Linked DNA regions of Homo sapiens: region 1 is linked to region 2. The links are chromatin loops, found by intact Hi-C in ENCODE. Cell type or tissue: Caco-2. All regions are shown on one strand.

Region 1 (5,000 bases), 82 kb after region 2:
ACTTCCTATCTGGGCGACTTTTGGCAAGTTACTTAATTCTGTAAACTTCAGCTCTCTTCTTTGTAGTATGAGTTAACAGCAAGTACATTATAGTGTAGTTGAGAAAATAAAATAAGACAGCTTATGTAAAGGACCCAGAATAATGCTTAGCTCCATAACTAGCTACAAATGCCAGTTTTTTCATTTATCTTATATGAGGGAGGTAAGGGAAGATTATAGATGTTACTGACCAAAGGGAAAGGCCTGGATAGAGGGAATTATAGGAGTAAAGCTATCATAAAGACCCTGAATACGGAGAGGAGAAACCAAGAAGAAAATGTATAATTCTCTTCTAAATAAAAATGGTAATTCTTATAAATTATCTATTTATAATTTTGCCCTAGACTAGCACTACACTATTTTTGTCAAGAATGATGATTAAAATTTCTTCCATTGGCCTCATGCTTTTTACAGATTTTTCCCAGTTGAGTTTCAGGTAGAGAAGATCTGAAGAATAGAGATGGAAAATATCATTCTTTTTTTAAAGAGGAGTTCTAGAGAATCTAAAGTTTTTTTTTGATTGTTCAATAGTTAGTATCCAAACCATTAGAAAAACTCAGATCTTAAAACAGCTAACCAGTCGGGCGCGGTGGCTCACGCCTGTAATCCCAGCACTTTGGGAGGCCGAGGCGGGTGGATCATGAGATCAGGAGTTTGAGACCATCCTGGCTAACACGGCGAAACCCCGTCTCTACTAAAAATACAAAAAATTAGCCGGGCGTGGTGGCGGGAGCCTGTAGTCCCAGCTGCTCAGGAGGCTGAGGCAGGAGAATGGCATGAACCTGGGAGGTGGAGCTTGCAGTGAGCAGAGATTGAGCCACCGCACTCCAGCCTGGGAGACAGAGCTAGGCTCTGTCTCAAAAAAAAAAAAAAAAAAAAAAAAAGCAACTAGCCAATAGACTATTCCCACCTGTAAAGCCTTCTTTTTACTAGGTATGGTGGTGTGTTGGTCATCAAGTACACAGATTAACAAGACAATTCCTGCCCTCAAGGGGATGAAAACTGGGTAAGAAAAAAAAATTTTTTTCAGTCCAGCTTGTTAAATACCATATTGGAGAAAAGCAAAGTTGTCAGTGGAACTCAGACATGGGGCACTTAAGCTATCAAGGATGGAAGTGCTCCGTGCACATTCATGAGATGGAGGTGGGAAGTCAGACAAGTTCTGGCAGGGACATTCCCTAGCTCTGTCCAACTAGTTTAGTATTAGCTGGCTTCTCACATTTGGGTGAGGTTTATGGTCATCGAACTTCCTAGCCTCCATTAGGAAAGGTATGAACAATCAGTCTGTGCTTCTAAGCTTGATTCCTTTGGATTTTAAGTGTTTTCTGTTTCATGAGAACTTTGTTAAAATGCAAATTCCTCATAAATGTTTAGCCTTATCAGTCAGCACCATATTGGGAATGAATAAGCACTGTGGGATGTCTAAAGGAAGGGAGTTAAGAGACAGGCTCCAGCAAGGAGATGATGGTAATTGGAAAGATGTACAACAGTTCCAAAGACAAACTATATTAACTTCTCTTTGTGGACCAAGGTTAGGCAAGACTTCTGTCGACCAGTTCTTGGAATCTTTGGCTCACTTCAACCGTAACTTCTCTATAATAAAAAGTAAGAAAAGTAAAGAGTTCATTGGCTCAGAGCAAGTTAATCAGAAAGGATTAAAGCACATCAATCTATTTTCATGTTTGATAGTAGCCCTCATTGAGGCTTGTGGGACAATGATCAGGTCCTTATTGAGCCCAGCAGAGAAGGAGGACCCAATCTTGCTTTATTTCTCCCCCTACCCTCTTTAGTGCTATTTTTTTTCTAAAATTGCCCTTTCCTTTGTTCAGTTCTTCATCTTCTTTGACAAGGAATTCAAAAACTCTCAGAAATTTTAATAAATAATTTACAGTAAATATTTATGACTTAATATGTCATATCTAAATAAATAAATTGTTAATGACTAAATCAACACAACAATAATGTTAGTAATTGAATGTTGGAAGTCACAGACTTCAGCCCATAGGTAAATCTCCCCTCTGCACACCCATATAAAAGGATAGGCCCAACAAAAGTAATGAAACTGGGCATTATAATGGGATCTTGGCCATGAGACACGAGGAAAAGAAAATATATTTTTTAAATGGGTTGATGGATGTTTCTATTTATACCAAGTCACTGATGTTGGAAAGCCAAATGAGAAAAGAGAAGAAAGTTTTTATCTAAGAAATGTGAGCCCCTTTAAATTATCAGGCCCAGAGAGGCTTTAAAATGTGACAACAGTCACATCTTACTTCCCCTCTATGCTAAACGATTACCTCTTGAAGCCACTTGCTCCATAGGCTCTAGATTAACTGATGCCAAGTAGCCATAAAATGCCACACACTGGACACCATAACTTATAACCTATAGTTCAATAACGTATAATCAATCACTAATCAATGTTATCGCTGTATTGTCCAACAGACCGCCAGGATGGCTAAATAGTATAAAGGAGAGCTTTATTGGCAATATCAGTTTGCAAACCAGGAAGAGACAGTCTCTGGCATGTACCTAAAGTGCTTTCTCTTCAAAGAGGTAAAAGGCAGGTTGATTTTTATACCTCACAGTCTGTATTACACAATAGACTCATACATACTCAGCCGGTTTGGGGGGTATGAGGAGAGTCAAGCACATGCACAAGGGGTAAACATATATGTAACATACTTCCCATGTTCACTTTGAGGTAGAGTTTTAGCATTAAAACAAGCTGGAATTTGGCTCTTTACATCAAAGGTGAACTTTAAGGCACAAAGACAGTTTGTGTGCAGCCTCTGAAAGCTGACTGAAGCTGGATTAAAGTCTGGAGTTGCTTAAGAGGAAAGAATGTTTGAAGGCCACTCCCCTGTCCAATCAGAGTTGTAGTGATCTGGGTTATAAATAAGAGGTAGAAAGGGAGTAACAATTTGCTTGATAGCTCCTATTGTTAGGAAGTTTAGCAAGAGTGTGGGGTTTTTTTGTTTGAAGCTGTAAGAATTTAGGAAGTTGCTATGCCAGCTGAGCTCTGAATTCTGCGCCCATAGATAATATTTATTTTCTTAACCTTGGGGTCTGTCTTAGTTGATAAAGGAGCATCTATTTTGGTTTCTCAGATCACATCTGTAAACCAACAAAAATTCCTGTCAAACAACTTCGTATCAGCCCACTCTTTTTTTCCCTTTTCCCTTTGAAAACCTGCTTGTAACAAGCCAAATGCAGCACTTCCCAGGGCAACTTGGAAATGTGTCCCAGCCATTGTCCTCACTTTGGCTAAAGTAAACTCTTCCATTAAAATTATATCTGATGCCTCAGCTTCTTTCTTTAGGTGGACATAAGTCATTTCGAACTCCTCTCTATCCACCGCACTACGCATATTCACATTTTTTCCATGTTTTTCCAATTTTGAGTCTGATATGCTTCTTGAATCAGTTTTTCACCACTTTCCATCACCTACCACCTCTGCTCTGCATCAAATTGTCTTCTGCTCAAATCAGTAGACTATTTCCTTACATGACCTTCTTACCTTTAGCCTTGGCTCCCTTAGATCCATCTTCCCCAAAGTTTCCAGGTTTCAAAGGCAACATCCGATGATGCAAATTCTCTTTCAATAGCTCCACATCTTCTTTGGATGATGCTCAGAGCTTCTCTCCAGTGCATCTGAAGCTTTTCATATAACGATGATGAAGACGGCTGATTTTTACTGAGCATTACTATGTTCCAGATACATTGGATCAGATCTTTTCATGGACATTACTTACTCTCTCAAAATAGTCCCCTAGAATAGATGTGATTATCCTCCTTATGTCTCTTTTACAGAAGAAGAAACCACTTTCAGAGTTTATTTGCCAGGCTAGGAAGTATTGGAGAAGAGATTTGGTCCAATGCCAGTCATTAAGTCTTCCCCTGAATATGTGCTCACAACTAGTATATTACACTTCCCTGCATCTCCTAAACCGAAATGACAAACCAAAACATTTTAGAGACCCAATGTGTAAGAATAATTGAATGGAAGTGATTTCAGCAAAAGTTCTTCTATAGGCTGGGTGCAGTGGCTCAAGCCTGTAATCCCAGCACTTTGGGAGGCCGAGGCGGGCAGATCACGAGGTCAGGAGATCGAGACCATCCTGGCTAACATGGTGAAACCCCGTCTCTACTAAAAATACAAAAAAAAATTTAGCTGGGCATAGTGGTGGGCGCCTGTAGTCCCAGCTACTCTGGAGGCTGAGGCAGGAGAATGGCGTGAACCCGGGAGGCGGAGCTTGCAGTGAGCCGAGATTGCACCACTGCACTCCAGCCTGGGAAACAGAGCGAGACTACGTCTAAAAAAAAAAAAAAAAAAAGTTCTTCCATAATTCAGTTGGGAAGAGCTAAACTAGCCAGCCATATGGTTCAGATGAACCAGTGATCTCCTCAAATTGATGTCCAGTGCCTCACTCCCCAAGGTAAATAGCAATGAGGAATGGTTCTACTGACCTCCTTAACTTGTCATAAAATTCACACTTTTATTCGTTGTGGAATGACACTTTTAATATTTCTTTTGTAGAAGAAATCCAGGTTTCCAAAAAGCCACTGACAAACATTTCAAGTTAGGCCTGGTGGCACTGCACTTAAATCAGTAGTTGAATTTAATCATATTCATTTTTGCACTGAAATATTTGTTTCTGTAACTATTGAAAAATTTCACTTTGCTGTTTTTTTCTCTAAATGATCTTTTATTTCAATTATGGAAAAATAGAAAATAAAGCTTCTGAAACCTATATCTGTCAGAAATAATCATGGAAATCATTGGGCATGTCAATAGCCATGTTTTAACATCAACTGAATGCCCTTTAAGCAGGCCACCTGTAGTTTGAATTGTGCAGGAAAAAGAAAATTGCAAGGATAAGCTCATTTTTTCCTGGGAATATTTCATAGAAAGTTGTGCTCAAAGATCAAAGTATGATTAGAATTTTTAATATTAAGCT
Region 2 (5,000 bases):
GGAGGGGGACATGGGTTGAAAAACTACTTATTGAGTACTGTGCTTAGCACCTGGGTGACAGTTTCCATACCCCAAACCTCAGCATCATGCAATATACGCATTTAACAAACCTGCACATGTACCCCTTTATCTAAAATAAAAGTTGAAATTATATTAAAAATTATTTCATAAAACAAGCAAGTTGTCAATTTGCAAAGAATATTTCAAGTTTAAGGCCTTTATTCTGTACTAGGATCTTCAAAAGATACTAGACAATTTATTTTTTCTTTTATCAAGTTATTACCTTAACATAGATTGTTTTCTTAGTTGTGAAATAATTGTAAATTCCATGTATTTCTTTTGGGGGATAAATGAAATTTCAAATGGATTTCTATTGGAATCAGTTGACATCTGGAATTAAAATCTTGCTGAAGTTTCTGTGATTCCATCTAAGATACTAGATTTTCTTTGATTTTTTTTGTTCTTCACTGTTTCTAAAGCAATTATGGTAGAAACAAGACTAAATGATAGAAGATAAATGAGACAAATAGGATGTAGTTACCAGAACATTGGATTGTGCAAAATGGAACATTTCAGCTGCTATTTCTATCACTAGAACATTATGACTTCATGTGGATTTTAGAAAAGTAATAGGTAAACGATTCCCTAGCTCAAGAATCTCTGAGGACAGCTGAAGGCCTGGAGACCAACAATAACTAGAGGGATTCAGATGGGTGCTGGGCTTGCTTGCTGAAGCGTGCTTGGCTGTGTCCTGGAACGCTGAGTAGAGTCTGAAGCTGGTCAGAGAAGGTCATACCCTATTTGGCTTTTGCTGTTGTAATCTTAGAATCATGTTTTCCCTTATTCTAACAGCTTATCTTCCTTGCCCATTTTATTAGATGCCAAACTCATATAATTTTTTTAACCTCTAAATATCTACTTGTATAGGACAAAAATAAACTTTCAGCAGCCATAGTGTATGAAGGAGTATCTGTGATTCTTCCATAGTGTAGATAAAGAGAACTAGAGAGGATACACCTCGTCATGCCTCAGGTCAAGTCAGCCTCCCCTAAGGCTCTAGCGGCCATCAGATTGTAGTGGTTATTTCCTGTTCCCTCCTGTCTCTGTCCTCCCTCCCCTTCATCAGGGCAGCCTGCTGTTCCTCGACATCATGGATGTTGATGGTAGCCCCAGCTTTGATTGTCTTTCTACCAGTCAACCACGCAAAGAAGGAGGGAGAAAACTCTTTTGGAGAATTCCTTGGCCCAATGGACCAGGCATCTCTTTTCCTCAGCTAAGCTTTCCTTCTTGGTATGTTACAGGGAAAGGGGAAGCAGTTTGCCAGACAGCAAGTCAACCCGGTCTTGGAATGAGGGGAAGGAGGTTTCCCTCGGTCCCAGTAACACTCTAGCAGGGCCAAGCATTGAAGGAGTCTGCATTCAACTTGCAGAATCTGTTTAGCACTTTCTACACCTCCATCAGGATGTATTTTATTCTCTGGTTTTAGTTTCCTATCTGGTTTGAAGAGGAGAAAAATAAAAGTCATGAAACATATAGCAAGCACCTGCTCCCTTTGACATAAGTCAGCTTGTTCAATTCTCACAACAATCCTATAAAAGAGCTGCTATTATTCCCATTTAATAACAATAAAACGGTGGCTCAGAGAAGGTAAACATTTTTCTAAGTTCTTATACTTAATAAATCTAAATCCAAATTTGTTTTTCATTCTTCTTTCCATATCACACTGCTATATAGTTACTATGTTATCATCTCACAATCACTGATCAACTCCGACCTTTGTCTTTTTTCCTGATAAGTCACCTTGTTCTTGGCATTGCTTTCCATATTCGTGGCTAGCAGTGTCCTTCCCAGGGTTAGAGGCAATGATGAGTTCTTTTTCTTGTGATTGCTCAGTAGAAAAGGCACGAATGGTGCTGCAAACCTAAGACACCTCCAAACGTTATACACTTTTGCTAATAGCAGGAAAAATGACCTCTGGATGCTGCCAAAGTGAGCACTGCCTTTACGTATGATAGAAAATACAATTATACATTTTAAAATGATCTCACAGTCTTGCTTTCTAACTTGAATTCACTGTCATTTAACTGATTTATAAGGATTCTTGGCCACAACTAAAGTATATTTTAAACTTATAAGTATTCTCTAATGAGGAACTTTTAAAAGTCCAGATAAAAGCCCACTATTCAGTAGTTAGAATAATTCAGTGAAATTAACCATGTAAATGCTCAATGAAGCAAATGATTAAAGAAGGAATGAATAAAAATAAAGATTAAAGTGGATCAAATTATATTTTGTCTTTTTTTATACTGCTTATAGATCATAATTAAATAGTGGTGGCTCAAAAGCACAAAACCAACCTCATCACTTACCAGGTGTGAAAATAATGTTGATGTGTATGCTTAGTTTTAGCGTGACAAAGCAGATACACTTTTTCACTTTTAAAAAAAATCACTCAATGCATCATTCTTTAATGTTTGCTTTTGTGATGATCACTGAATATAGAAAGTCTTTTGATTTTAGAATAATTTTAAGTCTTTGCCTGCTGATAACCTCAGACACAGACCTGCAGCCAGAATTGGTTGAGAGTTCTGCTATCTTCTCCAATGAGGGATATTTGAGTATATACTAAATAATCATATTTATATACTGGCATTTAAAAAACCAAATATTCTCATAGTTCTCTTCAACCTCCTGAGCTCCTTAATATAGATAATATAGATGGCCACATTTTTGTCATTATACAGTCATGAAAAGAAGCCTATGTAGGTCTTATCCACATTTACAAGACAGGAACTGAAGATCAAAGAGGTTAAGTGACTTTCTTAAGTTCCTCAGATAAACATTTTGAAACAGCTGAGATGAAATACAGGTGCGCTGACTTCAAAGCACAAGTTCTTTTCTCTAGAGTGCACTACCCCCAATGAGTTGACAAAATTAAACAAAAACTAAGCAGAATTATATTTTCTTACACATACTTCATACAAGTAATCATTAAGCAGCTACTTGGTACTAAAGTTTCTCCCAGGAGGTTGCAGTGCAGATGGGTAAGTAAGCTGCTGTATGTGCCCCCAGGCCATAGGCATGTCAGCAGCTATGGATACCACAGTAAAATAAATGACTATCGAGAAAGCAGGAGGAACAGCTCACCAGGGGAGCACAGTGATGAAGTGAAAGCTTCACCTTTCAGGAATTCTACACAGCCCATAAAAAAAAAAACTCTATCCCCTCCCTTTCAGAGTGTTTCTTAACAACTGCTTAACACAGAAATCATCAACGTATTGTTGTAGATACTGGGATTAATATGTGCAGAACTTCAAACAGAACCCAGATCTCATGACTCCAAGTAGAGGACCTGTTCCAATAACCCATGAAAATAATCACAACATCCTAATCATGTTTTCATCCCTGTTTTACTTTATTAGTTGTTAATAGGTCCATTGGTCACTGGGACACCCACATGGGGGTTATATACCTGTTCATACACAAGCTATGAGTCTTTGAAGACAGAAGCATATGAGGTCCTGATTTTGCTCTAGTATGAACTCAAACAAATTTTTTTTCAGACTAGTCACCCTCATCTTTCAAAACATCAGATCATTTCAGAGCTGCTTCTAGGACATGTGAACTTGGGCAGAGAGAATTGCTTTTTCTTCACTGTGTTACTGTAGTGTACCAGTCATATGGCTATTCTAAGATCTTTAATCCTCACTTCCTTGTCACCCTCATGAAGGGTCCTTCAAACTTCTTGATGACAGCCAGGGGCAGGGAGGGCACTCCAGGCAGCAAGCTGACACAATTTACAAAAGCAGTTATCTTCTCTCCCGTGAAGCAATGCCGCCTGGTAGAACAAATGGTGCAACCCATGCACACTTAGTTTATCCACCTTGATAATCTAAGTGTCAAGGACAGAGCAAGTACCATTCATAAGACTCTCTGGAGCATGCAGGATACTGACAAGCTTTTTATTTATGACCCAGGGTTTAACCCATGTGAGCTCATACTTTGTCTTCTGCTAAGCCTTCCATAGCTCCATCTCAAGTCCTCCTTTAAGGTGAGGGTCACTGGACTGCATATCATTCAGTTCCCAGCTAGTTTTCTCTTCATTTATTTGTGATTTTACTCAGATTATGATATTATTAGTTTAGAAGGGGTTGCTGTAGTCAGGACAATCAGTAATGCACTTCTAAATACTAGGTAGATCCTCCATTCTTTGTGGTTAAACTCCTTCCAGGTTCTAGTTTGTTTGTTTATTTATTTATTGGAAGATTCATACACTTTGCCTTTCTTTTCACCACCTTGGTTTGGTTTACAAGAACCAAAGCTAGTTTCTCTAAACCCACTTGATTAGTGTGTGTTTGTGTGTGTGTGTATGTGTGTGTGTGTATGTGTGTATATATATATGTGTGTGTATATATATATATATATTTTTTTTTTTTTTTTTGAGACAGAGTCTTGCGTTGTCATCCAGGCTGGAGTGCAGTGGCATGATCTCGGCTCACTGCAACCTCCACCTCCCAGGTTCCAGCGATTCTCCTGCCTCAGCCTCCCAAGTAGCTGGGATTACAGGTGCCCGCCACCATGCCCAGCTATTTTTTTTTTTTTTTGTATTTTTAGTAGAGATGGGGTTTTACTATGTTGGCCAGGCTGGTCTCAAACTCCTGACTTCGTGAACTGCCTGCCTCGGCCTCCCAAAGTGCTGGGATTACAGGTGTGAGCCAGCGCGCCTGGCTTGATTAATATATTTTATTTCTACTACATCAGACACAGATTCTTTTTGCCCAACATACATAACCATGTAGTCCTACCTAATATAGTTTCCTCTGTGTGTGTCTGTGTGTGTGTGTGTGTGTGTGTCTGTGTGTGTGTGTATTATATATACAACTAGTAGGAAACCCCACATATCCACATATCTTTCTAGATATCTTATCTCCCTATTACAAAACTCCTCTCTCTTGATTATTACACTTTATAATTTTACTCCCTATGTCATCCAAAGTGGG

What was found. Hi-C counts contacts between places; a loop is a spot of excess contacts. Peaks named below come from ENCODE experiments on the same cell type or tissue, not always from the same donor. Only the 100,000 strongest peaks of a DNase experiment are listed, where the experiment ranks them.
Region 1: a loop joins it to region 2, with 12 times the contacts of the local background. A loop is called at or near these places in 1 of 110 quality-filtered maps.

What each region holds. Positions count from the first base shown.
Region 1 is chr2:114,721,878-114,726,877 of GRCh38, forward strand. All of the region lies in intron 1 of DPP10 (dipeptidyl peptidase like 10), which reads left to right. Among named protein-coding and RNA genes, the nearest start is that of DPP10-AS3, 110 kb to the right of the region's middle. In Caco-2, no CTCF peak of the experiment used is centred here; no DNase peak of the experiment used is centred here.
Region 2 is chr2:114,639,512-114,644,511 of GRCh38, forward strand. All of the region lies in intron 1 of DPP10 (dipeptidyl peptidase like 10), which reads left to right. Among named protein-coding and RNA genes, the nearest start is that of DPP10-AS3, 190 kb to the right of the region's middle. In Caco-2, no CTCF peak of the experiment used is centred here; a DNase peak (open chromatin) is centred at 3,080.